3 separate regions of the Homo sapiens genome follow, and all the other regions are linked to region 2. The links are chromatin loops, found by intact Hi-C in ENCODE. Cell type or tissue: heart left ventricle. All regions are shown on one strand.

What was found. Peaks named below come from ENCODE experiments on the same cell type or tissue, not always from the same donor. Only the 100,000 strongest peaks of a DNase experiment are listed, where the experiment ranks them.
Region 1: a loop joins it to region 2, with 10 times the contacts of the local background. A loop is called at or near these places in 37 of 110 quality-filtered maps.
Region 3: it touches region 2 in a loop (10-fold over the local background); 60 of 110 quality-filtered maps call a loop at or near these places.

What each region holds. Positions count from the first base shown.
Region 1 is chr7:32,798,952-32,802,951 of GRCh38, forward strand. No RefSeq gene overlaps it. Among named protein-coding and RNA genes, the nearest start is that of LINC00997, 43 kb to the left of the region's middle. In heart left ventricle, a CTCF peak has its summit at 1,679 (motif pointing right); a DNase peak (open chromatin) is centred at 1,700.
Region 2 is chr7:32,941,663-32,945,662 of GRCh38, forward strand. It overlaps the pseudogene RP9P. Among named protein-coding and RNA genes, the nearest start is that of FKBP9, 14 kb to the right of the region's middle. RefSeq lists an enhancer at 1-250 and silencers at 900-1,059, 1,250-1,659. In heart left ventricle, a CTCF peak has its summit at 1,581 (motif pointing left); DNase peaks (open chromatin) are centred at 919, 1,259 and 1,529; H3K4me3 peaks cover 1,879 bases; H3K27ac peaks cover 1,796 bases.
Region 3 is chr7:32,844,494-32,848,493 of GRCh38, forward strand. No RefSeq gene overlaps it. Among named protein-coding and RNA genes, the nearest start is that of KBTBD2, 45 kb to the right of the region's middle. RefSeq lists enhancers at 1-497, 498-997. In heart left ventricle, a CTCF peak has its summit at 2,331 (motif pointing right); a DNase peak (open chromatin) is centred at 2,298.

The DNA.
Region 1 (4,000 bases), 140 kb before region 2:
AGTTTAAGGAAAAATGAAAAGGCATATGGCTTTGAAGGAGTCTCAAAAAACAAAACAAAAACTCTAGAAATAATAACGTAGCCGGATTACAAGATAAAGACCAATATAAGCCAAGCTTGGTGGCTCATGCCTGCAGTCCCAGCTACTGAGGTGGCTGACGTGGGAGGGTCACTTAAGCCCTGTAGTTCAAGGCTAGCCTGGGCAACAGAGCAAGACCTCATCTCTGAAAAAAAAAAAAAAAGTCAATAAACAACTGCATTGTATGTACTATCAACTATTAAAAAACATTTTTTTTTTGAGGTAAGGTCTCACTCTGTCACCCAAGCTGGAGTGCAGTGGTGCCATCATGGTTAACTGCAGCCTCAACCTCCCAGTCTCAATCAGTCCTCCCACTGCAGCCTCCTGAGTACCTGAGACTGCAGGCACAAGCTACCATGCCCGGCTAATTTTCATATTTTTTGTAGAGATGGGGTTTTGTCATGTTGCCCAGGCTGGTCTCAAACTCCTGGGCTCAAGCAATTTGCCCACTTTGATCTCCCAAAGGGCTGGGATTATGTTACTGTGCCCAGCCATAAAAAAATTAACAGTGTCATTAAAGAAAACCATTTAGCAATAAATTCAACAAGAGATGTATAAGAACTGTACACTATATAACATTGCTGAGAGAGATTTAAAAAGATCTGAAGAGAGAAATATACCATGTTCATAGTTTGGAGGAGTTGATATTGGTAAGTTGGTAATTCTCTCCAAATTGGTCTGCAGATTCAATGCAATTGTTATCAAACCACCACTATGTTTTTTTTCCTTTTTTTGCAGAAATGGATGGGCTGATTATAACGTTTATGTGGAAAAGCAAAGGTCCTACAATAGTCAAAACAATTTTTACAAAAAGAACAAAGGAGACTTACTCTAAACTATTTCAAAATTTTATTATAATAAAGATAACATGGTACTGCATAAGGATAGACATAGATCAATGGGATATAATTGAATCCAGAAAGATCCTCACATACACATGTATAGTCCATATATATATATATATATATATATATATATATATATATATATTTTTTTTTTTTTTTTTTTTTTTTTTTTTTTTGAGATGGAGTCTTGCTCTGCTGCACAGGCTGGAGTCCAGTGGTGTGATCTTGGCTCACTGAATCCTCTGCCTCCCAGGTTCAAGTGATTCTCCTGCCTCAGTCCCCCAAGTAGCTGGGATTACAAGTGTGAACACCCAGCTAATTTTTGTATTTTTAGTAGAGACAGGGTTTCACCATGTTGGCTGGGCTGGTCTCAAACTCCTGACCACAAGTGATCCGCCTGCCTCTGCCTCCCAAAGTGCTGGGATTACAGACGTGAACCACAGCGCCTGGCCTGTATAGTTGTGGGTGTCAAGCCACCTAGATGCCAAGGCAAGAGACCGAGGGCACGAGCCGCTCCAATATAATAAAATATATAAAACAACAAGAGTTATACTAGATCTAGATCATAGACATGATTATATATGAATATCATTAATCATTAGTTTGTAGCAATTACTCTTTATTCCAATATTATAATAATCCTCGCTTTATAATCATAACCTAGGAAAAACCAGGCCATACAGAGATAGGAGCTGAGGGGACATAGTGAGAAGTGACCAGAAGACAAGAGTGCGAGCCTCTGTTATGCCCGGACAGGGCCACCAGAGGGCTCCTTGGTCTAGCAGTAACGCCAGCGTCTGGGAAGACACCTGTTGCCAAGCAGACCGTGGTCTAGCAGTAGCGTCAGTGTCAAGTTAAAACACTAGCTACTTAGCAGACCAGGAAAGGGAGTCTCCCTTTCCCCAGGAGAGTTTAGAGAAGGCTCTAATCCTCCACCTCTTGTGGAGGGCCTGACTGATGTCAGGCCCACCAGCAGTTATCTGGAGGCCTAACCATCTCCCTGTGATGCTGTGCTTCAGTGGTCATGCTCCTTAGTCCACTTTCATGTTCCATCCTGTACACCTGGCTCTGCCTTTTAGATAACAGTAGCAAAATTAGTGAAAGTGCTAAAAGTGTCTGATATGCAGAAATAGTGGCATAAGCTGTCTCTCTCTCTCTCTCTCTCTCTCTGCCTCTTCGGCTGCCAGGCAGGGAAGGGTCCCCTGTCCAGTGGACATGTGACCCACATGACCTTCCCTATCATTGGAGATGGCTCACACTCCTTACCCTGCCCCTTTGTCTTGTATCCAATAAATATCAGCGCAGCCTGGCATTTGGGGCCACTACTGGTCTCCGCCTCTTGGTGGTAGTGGTCCCCCGGGCCCAGCTGTCCTTTCTTTTATCTCTTTGTTTTGTGTCTTTATTTCTACAATCTCTCATCTCTGCACACGGGGAGAAAAACCCACAGACCCCGTGGGGCTGGACCCTACATATAGTCAATATTTTTAATAAAAGTATTCAACAGGGAGAGGATAGTCTTTTCAAAAATGGTGCTTGAACAATTGTAGATATATAAGTTCATAGAATAATGTATTAGTCTGTTCTCACACTGCTATAAAGATACTACAAGAGACTAGGTAATTTATAAACAAAAGAAGCTTGATTCACAGTTCTGAATGGCTGGGAGGCCTCAGGAAACTTACAATCATGGCAGAAGATGAAAGAGAAGCAAGGCACATCTTACATGGTGGCAGGAGAAAGGGAGAGAGAGTGAAGTGGAACTGTCATACTTTAAAACCATTAGATCTCAGGCAAACTCCCTCACTATCATGAGGACAACATAGGAGAAACAACCCCCATGATCCAATCATCTCCCAGTTCCCTTCCTTGACACATGGGGATTACAATTTGAGATGAGATTTGGGTGGGGACACAGAGCCAAACCATATCATTCTGCCCTGGCCCCTCCCAAATCTGACAACCTTTTCACATTTCAAAATCAATTATACCTTCTCAACAGTCTCCCAAAGTCTTACTCATTCCACCATTAACTCAAAAGTCCAAGTTCAAAGTCTCATCTTAGACAAGGCAAGTCCCTTCCACCTATGAACCTGTAAAATCAATAAGTTAGTTACTTCCAAGATTCAATGGGGGTAAAGGCATTAGGTAAATGTTCCCATTCCAAATTGGTCAAACTGGCTAAAACAAAGGGGCCACAGGCCCCATGCACATCCGAAACCCAATAGGGCACTCATTAAATCTTCAAGCTCCAAAATATCCTTTGACTTCATGTCTCACATCGAGGGCATGCTGATGCAAGGGGTGGGCTCCCATGGCCTTGGGCAGCCCTGCCCCTGTGGCTCTGCAGAGTACAGCCCTGCAGCTGTTCTCATGGGCTGATGTTGAGTGGCTTTTCCAGGTTCATGGTGCAAACTACCATTCTGGGGTCTGAACGACAGTGGCCCTCTTCTCAGCTCCACTAGACAGTGCCCCAGTGGGGAGTCTGTATGGGGGCTCCAGCCCCACATTTGCCTTCCACACTGCCTTAGGAGAGGTTCTCCATGAGGGCTCTGCCTCTGCAGCAGACTTCTGCCTGGACATCCAGGTATTTCCATACACCCTCTGAAATCTAGGCAGAAGTTCCCAAAGCTCATCTCTTGTCTTCACACCCACAGGCCCAACACCACATAGAAGCTTCCAAATCATGGGGCTTACACCCTCTGAAGCAACAATCTAAGCTTTAGCTTGGCCCCTTTTAGCCACAGCTCAAGCTAGAGCAGGCGGGAAACAAGGCACCAAGTCCTGAAGCTGCACAGAGCAGTGGGGCCCTGGGCCTGGCCCATGAAACCATTTTTCCCTCCTAGGCCTCCAGGCCTGTGATGAAAACGGCTTCCATGAAGGTCTTTGATATGCCCTGGAGACATTTTCCCCATTGTCTTGGCTATTAACAGTTGACTGCTTGTTACTTGTGCAAACTTCAGCAGCTCACTTGAGTTCCTCCCCAGAAAATGGGTTTTTCTTTTCTTCCATATGGTCAGGCTGCAAATTTTCCAAATTTCTGCTTCCTGTGAATTTTCCAAACCTATGCTTTGCTTCCC
Region 2 (4,000 bases):
AAAATATGCCACCCTGACATACTGATGACTCTGAGCTAAAAGAAACAGAACCAGCCAACACAGGAAAACTTCACCTCGCCGGCAACTGCTCCCCTTTTGTAAAGAGAAATTTACATCTTTAAAGGAAATTTCCATGAGTAAACGTATCTGTATCAGAAAGAGAGCTGCCTGGAGACAGCTTTTATCACCTGGGAGCCTAACAAAGCAACCTTTATTCATCATACATTTTGACCCTTCCATAATTTGTCTCCACCACGCCCCAAAAGGCCCATGCTCCTATTCCCTGGCCCTTCTTTCAGTCTCCCACTTTTGTGGCCCTCCAGTGCATGGGTATGTAAAAATAGTTTTTCTCTTGTTAATCTGTCTTATGACAATTTAATCTGTGGCCCAGCTAAAGAACCTAGAAGCGTAGGGGGAAGCCATATCTCCCTCCCCCACCTTTGAATCTTCTTTACACCACACTCTCCCGGGTCATCTGGACCCTCCTTGAACTGGAGCCACGGGAGCGCAAGGCCTCCCAAGTCAGGGCCCGAATTCCGCGTGGTGCCAAACGGCAGCTGGCTCCCTGAATGCCCACCCTGAACCCTGGTAAAAAATAAAAAAAACAACAACAAAATTCCCTCCAACCCGGAGAAAACAAGTCCGCCTCTGTTCTACCTAGCAGCGCCGTGGCCAGTCCCCGCCGCCCATTCTCTCTTCTTCCGGGCCTCGCCACACCAACACTGCAGGACCCGTGTCCTCGTCCCTTCTCCGTAGCAGAGGATGAAAAGAACGGGGTTTCTCCATGTCGCAGTGGCCCAGGGAACTCAGAGGTGGAGCGCGGGGGCAGCGTGCTCGGTTGAACTTGCCTGTTCGGTCCACAAATGCCGAGCAAGCGCCAATAACTCTTGGCTTCCCCAAAAGAGGCGACGCCCACACCAAAGCGGGGGCGAGGAGCGCAAGCCGCTGCCGCCTCCCCGGGCCGAGGCCCCCGCCCACCCGCGCCGCGGCCTCCAGGGCCCCTCCGTGGCCGGGCGGGCCTCGCTCCCCACCCAGTGAGGACTAGAAGTCCCGTCGCAGGCACTAGGTTCCTCACAGGCCCGCACCCCTGCCTGGGTCCTGGGGGCTTGGAGGACCCAGCCCAGCGCCCAACACGGCGCCGGGCGCCCCTGTTCCCAGAAAACGGGCGGCGCGCGGACTGCGGCCCAGACGGCTGCTCGAGACTCACAAGGACTCCAGGCGCTTGAGCTGCTGCAGCTGCTGGGCGTCGTGCCGCCGCCGCTTCTGCTCCCGGGCCCGCTGCAGTTCCTGATCCAGCGGCTCCCGCGGCCACCACGCGCCCCCAGCCCTCGCATCCTCGCGCCCCGGCCAGGACGACATCGCGGCACCTGCGGCGCGGCTCTGGCTGCGGCCAAGAGGGCACTTCCTCCGTGCGGCGCCCCTTCCCGCCGCCGCCCCGCGACTCGCCCGGGAGGGGCCCCGAAGTCCCGGCCTCGGCCGCCAGATGCCCGCCTGCCCGCGGCCGGCCCCAAGTCAGTGCGCAGAGCCCCAGAGCCCAGCCGCCGGTGGGCGGGGAGCGCCCGCTGGCGGCGGCTGGAGCCGAGGCGGGGCGGGGCCCTGGTTGGGAGCCTGGGGAAGCTTCCAGGAGCTTCAGGGTTCCCGCCAGGCCACACTCATCTCCCTGCCCCTTTGAGGTTCCCGACCGAGGCAAGGGGTCTTGTGCAAGTCAGGTTTGTAGATCCCTAGTGACCAGACCCACGGGAGCTGCTCATTACATAGCAATAGGATTCAGCCATTTTTGGAAGAAAGCAATACTCTGCATATAAATTCTCCAATTTTCAGATCATATGATCCATGCTTAAAACATAGTCAATGTATATTGTATTTAGCAAGGTATAGGTTCTGGAGATGAAAATAAAAGCTACCATACACAGCACTTGTTATGTACCAATCAGCTAAACCCTTAATAAGAATGTCTTTAATCTTAAACTTGTGTTATTACCACCCTTATAGTGATCTACACATTCAGTGCAATCCCTGGCAAAATCCCACTGACTTTTTTTTTTACAGAAATAGGAAAACCAATCCTAAAATTCATATGGAATCTAAACGGACACCTTACCCTGGGCCTCTTACTTGTTTTGCAGCAAGTAGGTGCAAGTAGGTTAATGTGGCATATTACATTTATTGATTTGTGTGTGTTGAACCATCCTTGTATTCCAGGAATCAATTCCATTTGGTCATAGTGCATTACCCTGTTAATAAGGTATTCAACCTGTTTTCCTACCATTTTGTTGAGAATTTTTGCATTAATGTTGATAAGTGATTTGGGGGTGTAGTTTTCTTATAATGTCTTTGTCTGGCTTTGTATCAGGGTAATGCTAGCCTCAATATGAGATAGGAAGTTTTCCTTTCTCTTTAATTTTTTTGGAAATGATTGAAAAGAATTGGTGTTAGTTCTTTTTTTTTTTTTTTTTTTTAAGACAGAGTCTTGCTCTGTTGCCCAGGCTGGAGTGCAGTGGCGTGATCTCGGCTCACTGCAAGCTCTGCCCCCCGGGGTTCACGCCATTCTCTTGCCTCAGCCTCCCAAGTAGCTGAGACCACAGGCGCCCGCCACTGCACCCAGCCAATTTTTTGTATTTTTAGTAGAGACGGGATTCACCATGGTCTCGATCTCCTGACCTTGTGATCCGCCTGCCTCAGCCTCCCAAAGTGCTGGGATTACAGGCATGAGCCACTGCACTCGGCCAAACTGGTGTTAGTTCTTTAAATGTTTGGTAGAATTCACCAGTGAAGCAATTAGGTCCAGAGCTTTTCTTTGGTGGTAAATTTTATTTTTTATTTATTTTTAGAGACTTGCTAAAGTGGCTCATGCCTGTAATCCCAGCACTTTGGGAGGCTGAGGCGGGCAGATCACCTGAGGTCAGGAGTTCGAGACCAGCCTGACCAACATGGAGAAACCCCATCTCCACTAAAAATGCAAAAAATTAGCCGGGCGTAGTGGCACATGCCTGTAATTCCCAGCCACTCGGGAGGCTGAGGTAGGAGAATCGCTTGAACTCGGGAGGCGGAGGTTGCAGTGAGCCAAGATTGCGTCATTGCACTCCAGCCTGAGCAACAAGAGTGAAACTCCATCTAAAAAACAAAAGAAAGAAAGAAAAAAAAGGCAATAACTACAGTTACAAACCATTGTTACAATACTAGGTTTTATAATTACCCGACTATTTATCTTTATTGAGATCCTTATTTCTTCATATAGCTTCTGCTTACTGTCTAGTGTTCTTTTATTTCTTCTTTTTTTAAATTTATTTTTGTCTCATTTTTCCAAGAAAATCTCACTCTGTCACCCAGGTTGGAATGCAGTGGCTCAATCTTGGCTCACTGCAACCTCCGCCCCCAGGGTTCAAGCGATTCTTGTGCCTCAGCCTCCCAAATAGCTGGAATTACAGGCATATGCCACCACGCCCAGCTAATTTTTGTGTTTTTAGTAGAGACGGGGTTTCACCATGTTGGCCAGGCTGTTCTCAAACTCCTGACCTCAAGTGATCCACCTGCCTCGGCCTTCCAAAGTGCTGGGAATACAAGCATGAGCCACGGTGCCTAGCCTAGTGTTCTTTTATTTCAGCCTGTGGAACTCCCTTGAACATTTCTTTCAGGGCTTGTCTAATGGTAATAAACTTCTTTGGCTTTTGTTTATCTTGAAATGTCTCAATTTGTCCCTAATTTTTGAAGGACAGTCTTGCTCGATATAGGACATATGATTGATGGTTTTTCCTTTTAGCAATTTGAATATATTAGCCATGTGCCTTCTGGCCTCTAAAGTCTCTGATGAGAAATCTGCACATAATCTAATTATGGATCCCTTGTCAGATGAGTTGCTTCTCTTGCTGCTTTAAAGATACTCTCTTTGTCTTTGTCTTTCAAAAGTTTGACTATAATGTGTCTTGTTGTGAATCTCTTTGAGTTCATCTTAATTGGAATTTGTTGAACTTCTTGGATTTTTATATTCACGGATTTCATC
Region 3 (4,000 bases), 97 kb before region 2:
TTATAATTTTGGTTCTAAAAATCATCATTTCAGTATGAGGAATGAGTATATTTCGTCCTCCTCTTTAGTTTTCTTCTTCCTATTTATTTTTATTTTGAGAAATTTCTACACCTTCTTTGAATTCCTTGTATGAATTTTTGTTTCCTAGAAGTTAATTTGTGTGAAATGAGATTCTTCAAAACGATGAAACCTCGTAGCTCTGAGAAAAGGTTTTAGGGTTTTAAATTCTAAGCAAACCATGACTATGGCTGACTGACTACACATTTAATTATACAGCTTCTCTTTCTTAACCACAGGCAGATTAACCTCATTGTGGATTGTCCTTCAGACCTTAGTCCTCAGGCATGGTTTCTGGTGCCCATTCCTGGAAGCCGCTGTTCCCTTTCTACCTTCTTACCAGAGCCCAAGGGCAGGCCTGGTCTCGAGGAAGCAGCAGCTTGCTGACATGAGTCAGCTGCAAAGGCTGAGGAGTGTGCCCTCAGAGAAGCAGCGCCCCCCAGTCCTGCCCCAGTGCCCAGAGCCGCAGCTCCTAGGGATGCTCCTTCCCTGGAGGCGGCCCAGGAGAGGGACTCTGGCAGCGTTCTTCAGATTTGTGACCACTGTTTCTCATTTGCTGGTTGACTATTTTTATTTCTTAGGCTTTTGCTAGTTTTAGAAAATAGGAAAGCAGCCCGTGATTTGTGGATTAAAAGCAACATTTGAGCGATGATGCACAACAGTCCAGGAAAATGGGCAGTGACACTTGAGGCTGAGGATGGGAGTCGACATGAGCAGGGAGAGGGAGGTGCGCGCTGCTTATCTGTGATTGTTGCTCACCTGAGTGTGGCTGATTGTGTACATCCAGCAGCTACAATTTTTAAAAATTATATTTTTACATTTATTTTATATTTTTCTCACCCCCAGTAATTTCCTTCCAAATAAGTTCACATGTAATAAGTAGAAATTCTGTACAGGAAAAAAGCATTAAAAATACTATTATAACTGCTTCATTTGCTGGGAACCATTACAAGTAGTATAAATTAGCTTTTTCCAGAAGGATCCTCTTGTAGCAGGGTTTATGAATGTAACCCCCAGCAAAATGTGACTATATATTAGGAGAGCCAGTTTGGAGCAGAGGCCTGAAGGTCCCTGCTATGCAGCCGTGGCCACAGCTCACAGCACCAGTGCTGTGGAGCATCCACACCTTTGATGGCAATGCAGAGTGATAGCAGGTTCCATAGGTGTGACAAAACAGCATTAAAGCTCAGTATTTTGCATATTTTTAGCATTTAAAAATATTTTTGCTTTAGTGTGAGGAAAGTAAGGATGGGCAAAGAGGCGATCAAAATAGCTATTGCTATGACATTTTAGAAAACAAAGTTGGGGCCGTATTTCTTTAAAAAGATAAGCCTCTAAAAATGCTTGGCAAAAAAACTATAGTGTTAAAATAGGCCAGTGATATTAATGAGAAAATGAAAGTATATATCAGGAATAAAGTGATATTGCATAGGAGTATTGTATTTTTATGAATTTTGTGCCAGTTGTTTACATGTACTATATATGTTAAATAAAAAAATCATGAAAAATGAGGGAAATGTTTTTCTTGATTGTTATTTTCATTTCCACCTTGACTGTGATCAAGTTCGGCCTCGTTTTGTAGTCAGATAGCCATGAACTGGTTTGAGTCAGATGGCAGTCCTGAGAAGAGAGGGAGGGATCATAACAGTGGGGGTAGACTCTGGTCTTGTTGTTGGTAGTGGTAGGCACTGAGATTATCCGAACTTTTCCTGTATTTATGGTAGAGTCACTTACATTCCTTTATCCTTTTCATCAAGGGACACAGTAATTCATTCAAACTATATATTGGGAATAATTAAAGGGTTGCTAAAAGCTGCTTTAATGTATTTAAAAAATACGTTGGTATCAACATTTTCTAAATTGTAGCTCAATGTTTTTACTTGATACAAACATCAACTTCTTGGTTCTTTCTCTATGTAGGAAAGACATTTCAGCTCTCTTCATTCCTGTGTAATTACTTTCTTAACACAATGACACCTTGATTCTGACATCTTTGGGGAATGAGGTGTTCTAATACAGTTTAAAAGTAGCTCCTCTTTTAATTAGCAGGCATCAGCATCACCTGGAAGGCCTGTAGATTGCTGGGCCCCACCACAGAGGTTTCTGTTTCAGTTGGCCTATGGTGGGGCCCCAGAACTTGGATTTCTTAACAGTTCTCAGGTGGTGTTGAGGCTGTTCGTCCAGGGACGATACTTGAGAGCCTCTGCTCTAATCGGTGGGTACAGACTGGCTGGATGACTGGCCTCCAGGGGGCGCTCCATTCCTCACAGCAATCCCACCAGAGCTGGTTGATGGACACTCTACCAGGAGCTGAATTTTACCACGTACCTTCTTTGCCTGTTAGGGGGCACTGCTTCAATGAAACTTGCAAGGAGCAAAGAACAGATTAGGAAATTTTTAATCGGAACACTGATATGAATTATAGATTATTTACATATTTTGAAGCTGCAAACTGCACCTCGTTTCTTTTCAGTTCAGAGATGGAAAAGGAGTGAAAATCCTTGAAATAGAACTTCCTTTTGTAGGATTACTTTGTCTAGAAGACAATACATAAATTCAATGATGTGTGGGGATTGCAAAAATTCATTTTCCACTTTATTACTTTTGTTTTGGCACCACAAATCCGAATCTTCTTCCTTTATTAGAAGTCAGCCAATAATCAGCGCTAGGTCACAGATTGCTTGCTTCTTTCTTCTTCCTCCTTTTTCTCCTGCCCCCAACTAGAAGTTTCTAATTTGAATCAACAAAATTGTTCTCAATGCAGAAAAAGAGGAGCTACTTTTAAACTTCATTACATTCCTGAATTGGTCTTTATTTCACAGCATCGTTATCAGGACGAATACATTTTACATTAGAAATTGAAAAGGATATTAAGGTACAAAAAGGTCTTGAAAACTTTCCTTTTACATTTCCTCCCGTGAGAGAGATTTTAAAATTCTGAATGAATATATAAGAATTGAAGACTCGATTTGATTGTAGTGTAATTAAGAGATAGTTTTCCTTTTTTTCAAAGAGATTAGGATAACATTGATACTGGATCCACTTTCAAAGCAATGTTTTCTATAGTTTTCTATACTCAGTTATCTTTAACCCAAAACTCTAAATAAGTATGCACAGTGTTGTCAAAATGACTTTCAAATAAATGGTAGCACTACATGGTATTCTGCTTCATAGGCATGTTCTTTTAAATGCAGCATAATATCATTTCGTTGATTTTTTTAAGTATCTGGTGGGCCTTTTTCCTGTAGGCAAATTTAATATCTTGGCGGGGGGAGTTGAATTTTGCAGACTTCAGCTCGTTTGGTTGTTATGCTGATTACTCTGATACCCTTAGTCCTTATGCATTTCTGAAAAAATAGAAATGAAAATACGAAATGGCCACTGCTAAGTAGATTTGGCATAATGTCATGAAAACTGGGAAAGAAAGATGCCTGCAGGCCACCTCTGGCTCTGCCCCCTGCTGCTGATATCCTGCTCTTTGGCCAGGCTCCTCAAGTCTTCACTCTGGTATCCGCTTAGTGAACAGACTTCAGATTCGGAGGCCTCGCTCTTGCTCTGGAAAATTCTCTTCCCAGAAGAGTACAATTTGGTAATCCCTTGAGCCCTTTACATAGGTAACAAATTTGACCTTTTTGAACAGACTTATATGGCAGTAATTCTCAAACTTATCTGCACATTAAAATTACTTGGGGAGCTTCAAAAAATCCTGAAGCCTTTTTCCCACCCCTAGAGATGTGTGGCCTGAGATTTAGAATTTTTTTTAATCCCCAGTGATTCTAGTGCCCTAGGGCTAACATTTTAGAACTTGCCCTCCCTACTTCACCTCTGAATAACAAGATTTCCACATCTCCACCCAGTCAAAGTAGGAATGGCAAGCGTCTGTCATGTACACTTTATTAATTGTGATTATTAATTTCTACATTATTTCTAATCATGGCACCTA